Regions from separate parts of the Homo sapiens genome. Here region 1 is linked to region 2. Evidence: read pairs that join two places in POLR2A ChIA-PET (ENCODE). Cell type or tissue: Caco-2. All regions are shown on one strand. Each heading gives the region's core, and the rest is flanking DNA. Links, peaks and the distances in the headings are about the cores only. Region 1 has its middle 17 kb from the start of SENP5. Region 2 overlaps PAK2 (p21 (RAC1) activated kinase 2).

Region 1 (5,377 bases), core at 243-5,242, 57 kb before region 2:
CTTGAGCCCAGGAGTTCGAGACCACTGTGGGCAACATGATGAAACTTTGTCTCTACAAAAAATACAAAAATTAGCCAGGCACACACCTGTAAGTCCCAGCTACTAGGGAGGCTGAAGTGGAAGGCTTGCTTGAGCCTGGGAAGTTGAGGCCATGGCACTCCAGCGTGGGTGACAGAACGAGACCCTGTCTCAAATAAAGTAAAATAAAAATAAACTTAATAAAATTAATTTAACTTATTAATCAATTAACAAGTTGATAAAATTAATAAAATTCAGTTCTCCAGTTGCACTAGTGACATTTTAGATGCTTAATAGCTAACTACGTGGGGTTGAAGATTTCACCATAATGGAGGGTGAAGATACAGATATTTCCATCATTGCAGAAAGTTCTATTGGAAAATGCTACTCTTTGAAAACTTTTAGAGAAAGTATCATGAGAACAACCTTCTCTCCATGCTTACATATTTGGAAAATGTTTGTGGCCTGCCTGCCTTTGTATGTGAACAATGATTTTCCTGGGTACAGAATTCTAGAATGACACTACATTTTATTTTATTTATATAAAATATTAAATATTATAAAGGCATTAACATAATCATTTAGTATTCAACATTGTTATAAACAATTCTGAAGCCAACTTTTAAAAAACTAACTGATATATATTCTAGATACATATTGGTCAATATTGGTATATATCAATACATCAACTCATATTGGTATATATTCTGGATACAAATACTTTTTTTTTTTTTTGAGACGGAGTCTCGCTGTCGCCCAGGCTGGAGTGCAGTGGCGCGATCTCGGCTCACTGCAGGCTACACCCCCCGGGGTTCCTGCCATTCTCCTGCCTTAGCCTCCCGAGTAGCTGGGACTACAGGCGCCTGCCACCTCGCCCGGCTAATTTTTTGCATTTTTAGTAGAGACGGGGTTTCACCGTGTTAGCCAGGATGGTCTCGATGCTGGATACAAACACTTTATCATATGTATGAGTTGCAAATATTTTTTCCCTTTCTGTGTTTTTTTATTTTTATTTATGTATTTATTTATTTTGAGATGGAGTCTCACTCTACCACCCAGGCTGGAGTGAGTGGCATGATCTCGGCTCACTGCAACCTCCACCTCCCGGGTTCAAGCAATTCTCGTGCTTCAGCCTCCCAAGTAGCTGGGATTATAGGTGTGTGCCACCATGCCTGGCTAATTTTTGTATTTTAGTAGAGATGGTGTTTCACCATGTTGGCCAGGCTGTCTCAAACTCCTGACCTCAAGTGATCCGCCCGCCTCGGCCTCCCAAAGTGCTGGGATTACAGGCGTGAGCCACCGCGCCCCACACCTCACTTTCTTAATGATATTATCTGCAGCATAAGACTTTTACATTTTGTCCAGTCCAATTTATCTATTTTTTTCTTTTGTCCCTTGTGCTTTCGGTCTCATGTCTAAGTAATGATTGCCTCACTGGAGGTCATGAAGGTTTACTCCTATGATTTATTCTAAGTGTTTTCTAATTTTGTCTCTTACAAGTACACCTGTGATGCATTTGGAATGTTTGTAGATGGTATAAGGAAGGGTCCAAGTTCATTCTTTTGCATATGAATATTCGGTTGTCCCAGCACCATTTGTTGAAAACACTTTTGTTTCTTTCTTTCTTTTTTTTTTTTTTTTTTTGAGACAGAGTCTTGCTCTGTTGCCCAGGCTGGAGCGCAATGGCACAATCTCCACTCACTGCAACCTCCGCCTCCCAGGTTCAAGCGATTCTCCTGCCTCAGCCTCCTGCGTAGCTGGGATCACAGGCACCCGCCACCACTCCCGGCTAATTTTTATATTTTTAGTAGAGACGGATTTTCGCCATGTTGGCCAGACTGGTCTCAAACTCCTGACCTCAGGTGATCTGCCCACCTCGGCCTCCCAAAGTGCTGGGATTACAAGCGTGAGCCATCGCACCTGGCCTATATGTCTATTTTTATGTTAGTACCACACTCTTGATTATTGTAGCTTTTTGTTTATTGATCTTGTGTCCTCAAACCTCGCTGAAATCATTTATTAGTTGTAATATTTTTGTATGTGCGTGGATTCCTTAGGATTTTCTTTACTTATATATATATATATTTTTAGGTAGAGTCCTGCTCTGTCACCCAGGCTGGAGTGCAGCGTGGGACTGTGGATTGTGGCTTACTGCAGCCTCAACTTCCGGGTCTTAAGAGATCCTCCCACCTCAGCCTTCTGAGTAGCGGGGACTACAGACGTGCACCACTACACCTGGCTTGCTCCTTCATTCATTCTTTCATTCATTCAGTAGAGATGGGGTCTCCCTATGTTGCCCAGGCTGGTCTTGAACTCCTGGGTTCAAATGATTCTCCCACCTCAGCCTCCCAAAGTGCTGGGATTTACAAGCATGAGCCACTGTGCCCAGCCATGATTTTCTTCATACAAGGTCATGCCGTCTGTTAATTGACAAAGTTTTATTTCTTTCTCTTCAATATGGATATTTTTTATTTCTTTTTCTTACATAATTACCCTGTCTAGGGCTGGGTGTGGTGGCTCATGCCTGTAATCCCAACACTGGCTCACGCCTGTAATCCCAACACTTTGGGAGGCTGAGGCGGGTGGATCACCTGAGGTCAGGAGTTCGAGACCAGCCTGGCCAACATGGCAAAAACCCGTCTCTACTAAAAATACCAAAATTAGCTAGGTGTGGTGGCAGACGCCTGTAATCTCAGCTACTTGGGAGACTGAGGCAGGAGAATTGCTTGAACCTGGAAGGCGGAGGCTGCAGTCAGCCAAGATTGTGCCACTGCAATCCAGCCTGGGTGACAGAGCAAAACTCTGTCGAAAAAAAAAAAAAGGCTAGGTGCAGTGGCTCACGCCTGTAATCCCAGCACTTTGGGAGGCTGAGGCAGATGGATCACGAGGTCAGGAGTTCGATACCATCCTGGCTAACACGGTGAAACCTTGTTTCCACTAAAAATACAAAAAAATTAGGCAGGCGTGGTGGCACGTGACTGTAATCCCAGCTACTCAGGAGGCTGAGGCAGGAGAATCACTTGAACCTGGGAGGTGGAGGTTCCAGTAAGCTGAGATCACGCCACCGCACTCCAGCCTGGGCGACAGAGCGAGACTCCATGTCAAAAAAAAAAGAGAGAGAGAGAATAAGCACCACTGATCCTCCTGAGTGCTTCTGGGAGTCATATCACAGGGGAAGAAAGTACACAGGAACCAGGAAGCGAACCTACCTCTTCTTATGCCTTACAGGGCAAAGAATAATAGATTTCGAGCTGAGGGGTAACAGATTGTGCATGGGGCACACCCTCTACATTTCATGTTGTCTTATGAGCCCCAAGTTCTGTCTCAGGACCCTTCAAGCCAATAATGCTTTCACTTTTTGCCACCTGAATTGTGTGTGGGTTGAGGAACAGACTCAGTATAAAACTCATAAATCTCACCAGGATCACTTCTGTCTTTGAGGTAGGATCCCGGGTGCCCCCACCCCTGGCCCCCACTCAGTTCCTCCTTGCCATTTTGTAGGGGTCCCTGGAGCTCCTGTGTACATTTTGTAGTATGGCCAGCCAGCCAGGAATTTAGGCAGAGTTTATACTCAGATTTTGAATCCAACCCAACTGTGACTTTCTCATTTCTAGAATTGATCCTTTAAGTTTCTAGCTGCTCCACTGTTTTGAACTCCTTCATCTGCCATGTCCATCTGGTAAGGCTGTGGTATTCTGCATGGCAAGTTGAGAGGGTTCAGAAAGCTACAAAGTTGCTGTTCTTATCTGACATGATAACAGTCTTTTTAAGAGTTAACTCTTCTCTTGACCGGGCATGTTAGCTCACGCCTGTAATCTCTGCATTTTGGGAGGCAGAGGCGGGAGGATCCCCTGAGGTCAGGAGTTCGACACCAGCCTGGCCAACATGGTGAAACCCCATCTCTACTAAAAATACAAAAATTAGCTGGGTGGTGGTGGGCACCTGTAGTCCCAGCTACTCGTGAGGCTGAGGCAGGAGAATCGCTTGAACCCAGGAGGTGGAGGTTGCAGTGAGCCGAGATCACGCCATTGCACTCCAGCCTGGGTGACAAGAGTGAAACTCAAAAAAAAATAAAATAAAATAAAATAAATAAATAAATAAATAACATTATCTTAAAATAAAGTTAAAAATAATAACGAATATGTTTTGAGGGATTTCTATTTACAGACACTGTGCTAAGCACCTTAAGTGAATGAGCAGAGGTTTAATAGGCAAAAGAAAGAGAAAATAAAACAGCTCTCTCTCTAGTGAGAGAGAGGGGACTTAACGAGAGGAAAAGTCTGGCCAGCAGCAGATGTGCTGGATTTTATAGTCTGGCTTGAGGAGGGGGTGTCTGATTTACATGGGGCTCACAGATTGGTTCAATTAGGTATGATATTTACACAATGTGCGGGGAAGGCTGGCCGCCCCACCCTAATCTCATTATGCAAGCGAACTGTCCCCTTGGCCAGTGCCATCTTGTCTGCTCCTTACTGTACACGTGGCTGGCAGAGAAGGGAAGAGGGAGCCGCCATCTCGAACATGATTGGCACAACTGCTGGCATGTATGTCTGCAGCTCAATTTTACAGGCTGTTCTTTGTTAGAAAGGAAAATGATTTGGGGCTGTTTTTCACTAAAAGGAAAACCTTACTGAAGACTTCCATACCCTCACTATCTGCCTAAGTAATTTCTTCTTAACTCCTGTATCATTCCCCCGCTCTGGAGTGGTGTAACCCTAACTATTGTTAGCGGGTGTTGGATAAAGACTCTTTCCGGCTGCTTCTTGCTGAAAAGGGGCACTGCGTGGGGAACAGCAGCTAGGGCTCCTCCTGGGGCCAATCTAAGGGTCCTCGGAAGAAAGGCGTGTCCATGCGTGGTTCTGTCTGAAGCAGCGTTTGGAGTTTGACTGCTGTCAGCCACTCTGATGGGTTCTAACACTGGCTTGCCTCCACCAGATGTTGCTGAAATGTTAATATAAAAGCAACATTCCTTTTTCTTTTTCTTTTTTTTTTTTTTTTTTGAGATGGAGTTTTGCTCTGTTGCCTGGGCTGGTGTGTAGTGGTGCAATCTCAGCTCACTGCAACCTCCACCTCCCAGGTTCAAGCAATTCTCCTGCCTCAGCCTCCCAAGTAGCTGGGATTATGGGCACATGCCACCATGCCCAGGTAATTTTTAAATTTTTAGTAGAGATGGGGTTTCACCATGCTGGCCAGGATGGTCTCAAAATCCTGACCTCAAGTGATCTGCCCACCTTGGCCTCCCAAAGTGTTGGGGTTACAGGCGTGAGCCACTGTGCCTGGCCAAAAAGTAAAAATAACAAAATAAAAGTAACATTCCTTTTAGGATAAGTGGCACTGGATTTGGGTGGCTAGGGTAACT
Region 2 (5,377 bases), core at 311-5,310:
CTCTTCATATACTATCATGTTCACCTGTTGAAATTGTACACTTCAATGGGTTTTAGTATATTTAGAGTTGTGCAATCATAATCACAATCTAACTTTAGAACATTTTTATCATACCCAGAAGAAACCTTGCACCTAATGGCAATGACTCCCCATTTCAGCCCTTGCCCCACCCCAAACCTCAGGCAACCACCAATCTACTTTGTCTCCATAGCTTTTGCCTGTTCTGCTCATTAATATAAATGGGACCAAACAATATGCAGTCTTTTGCGAATGACTTTTGTTACTTAATGTTTTTGGGATTCATCCATGTTACAAGGTGTATCAGTGCTTTGTTTTCTTAAAAACTCAAAACAATTATCTTTCAAAGAAATTTAGATAAGAAAGAACGCATACCACAAGGGTCCCCAGCCCCCAGGCCACAAACTGGTACCAGAGTCCGAGGCTTGTTAGGAACCGGCTGCACGGCAGGAACTGAGTGGCAGGTGAGTGAGCATCACCGCCCGAGCTCCGCCTCCTGTCAGATCAGCAGCCGCGTTGGACCGCATAGCGTGAGCCCTACTGTGGACTGCACACGCGAGGGATCCAGGTTGTGCGCTTCTTATGAGAATCTAATGTCTGATGACCTCAGATGGAACAGTTTCATCTCGAAACCATTCCCCCGCACCACTGGGTCTGTGGAAAAACTACCTTCCGCGAAACCAATCCCGGGTGCCAAAAAGGTCCAGAACCACGGAGGTGCCACATCCAGTGCTTTTCATTCTTTCCTGTGAGTCCACATTTCCATCTGACATCACCTTCCTTCTGCCTGAAGGGCTTAGTTTAACATTTTTTGTAGTCTGTCTGCTGACGATACACTCGTTCAGCTTTTACGCATTTAAAATTCTGTGTCCTCCTTTGTTTTGGAAAGACACTTTCAATAGTATAGAATTCTAGGCTGATAGATTTTTTTCCCTTTAAATACTTTAAAGATGTTGTCCCTTGTCTTCTGGCTTGCACTGTTACTTAAATAAAGTCTGGGATCACTCTATCTTCGTCCTATATATATAATGAGTCTTTCATTTTTTTTCTGGTAGCTTTTAAAATTTTCTCTATCACTGTGTTTTTGTTGTTGTTGTTGTTTTTGGTTTGAAACAGGGTCTCGCTCTGACACCCAGGCCGGAGTGCAGTGGTGCGATCTCAGCTCACTGCGGCCTCAACCTCTGGGCTCAAGCAATCCTCCTGCCTCAGCCTACCAAGTCCTGGGAGTACAGGTGCACACCACCCTGCCCAGATAATTTTTCTTTTTTTCTTTTTTTTTTTTTGTAGAGATGGGATTTTGCCATGTTGCCCAGGCTGGTCTTGAACTCCTGGGCTCAAGTGATCCTCCCACACTGGCCTCCCAAAATCCTAGGATTGGAGGCATGAGCCACTGTGCCCAGCCCTAACACTGGTTTTAAACAATTTGATTACAGTAAGCCTTGGTGTAGTTTTCATGTTTCCTATGCTCAAATGTTGTTAAATTTCTTGAATCTGTGGGTTTACAGTTTTCATTAAATTTGGAAAATTTTAAGCCATTTTTCAAAGAAGTATGAGGATATTTAGTCTGGTTTTTATTGGATATGTTTGCTTAGAGAGTCTCTGTAATTTACCTGTTGATTTTCTTTCTTTTCCTCACCCCCGAGCCTAGGTTGCTGCCTCCTTTCCAGCACTAAATGGCACCATAAGCCCAGGTTTGCCTGGGTTCTAGCAGAGTGCAGCCCATCCTAAATGGGAGAGAGGAGTCCCCAAGGGGATATTCTGGTAGCAGTACAGGAAGGGTGGCTCAGGGTTCCTGCCAAGGGTCCTGTGGAATAAACCTCCTACAACATGGTGTTGCTGAACAGCTGCTCTATTTGGCATCCCCTTTGGCTGAGTTATACAGCAGGGTTTCCAAGGCTGGGAACAGTAATCCCGCCTCCCTCCTCTGCCTCTGGCTGTCCTCAGGGTAGCTCTCCCTATGCCACCTGTGGGCTAAGGCAGGGACAGGCCTCCTGCCAGGGAACCCAAGATGGTGGAGAAGGTGGCTGTCTTCTTCAATCTCACTTTTTCCTGTGTAGACACTGTGAATTGGGGGAGATTTTCCCACACTTGGCGCCAGGCGGACAGGGGGAACGGGTGTTGCAGATACGGAAGTCCGATTCTTACAGCATGCCTGGAGTTCTTTCATTTCTCTGTGCCCCTGGGAACTGTCTCCTTCTCATATCTGAGTTCTTGGATGTTGCTGGTGATCATCTTAGTGCTGTATGTTCTTGGTTTTCTGTGGTGGCAGGGCAGAGTGAGTGAAGCCAGTGTGCTTCTACACCACCATTTTAGAGCTAGAAGTCACTATGTCCTCCACTTAATTGTCATTAGTCAGATCTTTTAACTGTTATCTTTTCTCTCATATTTTCCATCTTTGTATTTCTGTTTAATTCTTTGAGAGAATTTTCTTTTCTTTTTTTATTTGAGACAGAGTCTTGCACTGTTGCCCAGGCTGGAGTGCAATGGCGCAATCTTGGCTCACTGCAACCTCCGCCTCCCAGGTTCAAGTGATTCTCCTGCCTCAGCCTCCTGAGTAGCTGGGATTACAGGTGTACGCCACCGAGCCCAGCTAATTTTTGTATTTTTAGTAGAGATGGGATTTCACCATGTTGACCAGGCTGGTTTCGAACTTCTGATCTCAAGTGATCCACCCACCTTGGCTTCCCAAAGTGCTGGGATTACAGGTGTGAGCCACCGCTCCAGCAGGGAGAATTTTCTTGATTATCTTCCACTCTTCTTTCTATTGCTATCTTTTGTTTGTTTTGGTAATTTTAAATGTTGATATTCCAAGAACTGTTTTCCATTGTTCTCTGATCATTCTTTCTCTGCGAACTCTTTTCTTGTTTCATGGATTCCTCTATCTCCTCTCTTTGACGATTATACAGTATGTGTGTATGCACAGGCTGCAGTTTGGGGTTTTTTTTCTCCTTACACTGTCTATTTCTTTTAAGTTCCTGTTTTTATCCCTATTGTTTTGGACTCTCCCTCTCATTTATAAAGGGTTTTTCATAAATGTCGGGTGATCCTGTACTGTCTACTCATATAGAAAGTATTAAAAAGCTAACTGGGAGTTAAGCCAACCTTAACACTAAAGATAAGGACAGCATGCATGCAAGGTACCTAAAGTATTTTTTTCCCCAGGCCATTGTTTATCCAGAGAAAAATCTTCCAATCTCCTGTCTGAGGCTGTGAGTCAGGCTGCAGGTATTCTGAAAGCAGGATGGGGAAAGGAGTTGAAAATGCTGACTTGCATGAAGTCACCTGCTTTATTCTGGTGCTTCAACTTTTCCTGACTCCCCTGATAAGAACAGAGGCTTCTGTGGTTTAAATTCTCTGGAAATAAATGTAAATCCCAGTTTATTCTTTTTTCCTTCCGGAGGATGGGGATAACACTTACATGGATGTGTGGGGTGTAAAGGAGGAGTCCTGGGGGGCCTTTGACACTTTCGATGTTGATTTTCAACTAATCCCCCTTCTCCTCAGCATGTGTAGTGCATCCTACCCCCACTCCGACACAGTGTCGTGTGCCTCTAAATCTTGAGCTTCCAGAATTTCTACAAGGGAAACTTGTTTCCCTTCTCACAGATTCCCCTCTGCAAACGCTTAGGTTATGTGTTTCTCTGTCCTGCTGAGTCAGGTGCCAATTTTCCACCACTTCTGCCTTCCAAATGTGTACTGAAGCCTCTTTCACAATACTGTCTCCTCTCTTTTTCTCTTTGACCGTGTGTGTGTGTGTGTATATATATATATTTTTTTCTGTCATTTTAGTTGGGTCTTGGGAGGGAGAGTAAATAGAATGCTTCTGTATGTGGTCAACATGCTGTGTTTAACCAGAAGATTCTTCTAATATCAAAGAGTTAAAAATCATGCTGTTTGATAAGTCTATACATATAAGACTGGAAATGTTACCGTATGCTCTTCTTTGTTTACAAAGATACTACTAGTTTAGTATTGGTAGGAAACACAATAATACTTATTTAACTAGTAATGAGGGATTTATGCTCAAATGTCCATCTCCTCTCTAGGCATGTAACTTAAAAGAGATCTGGTCACAGTGAGAGGGAAGGGAATGCTGGTTATGGACAGGAGCAGAGGGAAAGGAAACTGTTAAGCCTGGATTCTCTTTACTGAAACACAATTATTAATACGTCTATCATAAATTACCTCTCTCTCAATTTTCACTAGACTTTGAGTAATTTGAGGTCGTGCACTCAACATTTCTTTATGTCCCTTGGCTTCTAACGGAATACCCTACATACAGGAGAAATTATTTATTAGTTAACGATAAACTAGTAGTTTACAATTTAATGTACTATGATTATATGTGTTCTTTCTTTTAAAAAAATCTGCTCAGCATCCTACTTTTGGAAACTTCCCTCACCTTTCCTCTATGCAGATAGTTGGGAAAGATGCCATTTTCTTACACGACTATGGTCACAGATGACTGGTCCGAGGTGGGCACCTAACTCAAGCCAGGTCAGCACAGCTTCCCACACACCCTCCAGCAACTGGTGCAGGGGCAGCCACCTGAGCAGCTAAGCCAGACTCGGCTCCCTGAGAATCAGTCTATCACTAGTGTCTGAAGTTGTAAGAAACTGAGCCCAGGAATTCTATTTCTTTTTTTTTTTTTTTGACGGAGTCTCGCTCTGTCGCCCAGGTTGGAGTGCGGTGGCGCGATCACAGCTCCACTGCAAGCTCCGCCTCCTGGGTTCCCGCCATTCTCCTGCCTCAGCCTCCCGAGTAGCTGGGACTACAGGGGCCCGCCACCACGCCTGGCTAACTTTTTGTATTTTTAGTAGAGACGGGGTTTCACCTTGTTAGCCAGGATGGTCTTGATCTCCTGACCTCGTGATCCACCTGCCTCGGCCTCCCAAAGTGCTGGGATTACAGGCGTGAGCCACCACGCCCGGCCCAGGAATTATATTTCTTAACACATAAAGAAAAAACATTCTGAAATAAGAAATATAAAATAAGAAAAAAATATAAAAAGAAGGGTGAGAGATAACATATCTAGCAAGAGTATTCCTGGTTCCTGTTGTGTCTAAGGCCTAGTCATATTCTTCAACTTGGAAACGTTAAGAGTTTAGAGAAATATATTAAAGTTTCATATATGATAGGAGTATAGAGTAAAAAGTTAAAGGAAAAACACAAAAACGATTAAGCAGAACTTGAGATAGAGCCACATTAGATCATTCAAAATAAACATAAAATCCTAAAAATCTGTTCAATGCCATTTGTTTTTACATAACACACATACAGGTACTCTCTGTATTTTAATAGTCTCAATGGGAAAAGGAAAGGATATTAGAAACAGTGTCTAAAACAAAAAGATACTAAA

The links. Peaks named below come from ENCODE experiments on the same cell type or tissue, not always from the same donor. Only the 100,000 strongest peaks of a DNase experiment are listed, where the experiment ranks them.
Region 1: POLR2A ChIA-PET joins it to region 2 with 6 read pairs; 7 of 35 experiments call an interaction of 5 or more read pairs at or near these places.

What each region holds. Positions count from the first base shown.
Region 1 is chr3:196,848,633-196,854,009 of GRCh38, reverse strand. No RefSeq gene overlaps it. Among named protein-coding and RNA genes, the nearest start is that of SENP5, 17 kb to the left of the region's middle. In Caco-2, for the core only: no CTCF peak of the experiment used is centred there; no DNase peak of the experiment used is centred there.
Region 2 is chr3:196,791,217-196,796,593 of GRCh38, reverse strand. All of the region lies in intron 2 of PAK2 (p21 (RAC1) activated kinase 2), which reads right to left. Among named protein-coding and RNA genes, the nearest start is that of PAK2, 54 kb to the right of the region's middle. In Caco-2, for the core only: no CTCF peak of the experiment used is centred there; DNase peaks (open chromatin) are centred at 3,243 and 3,612.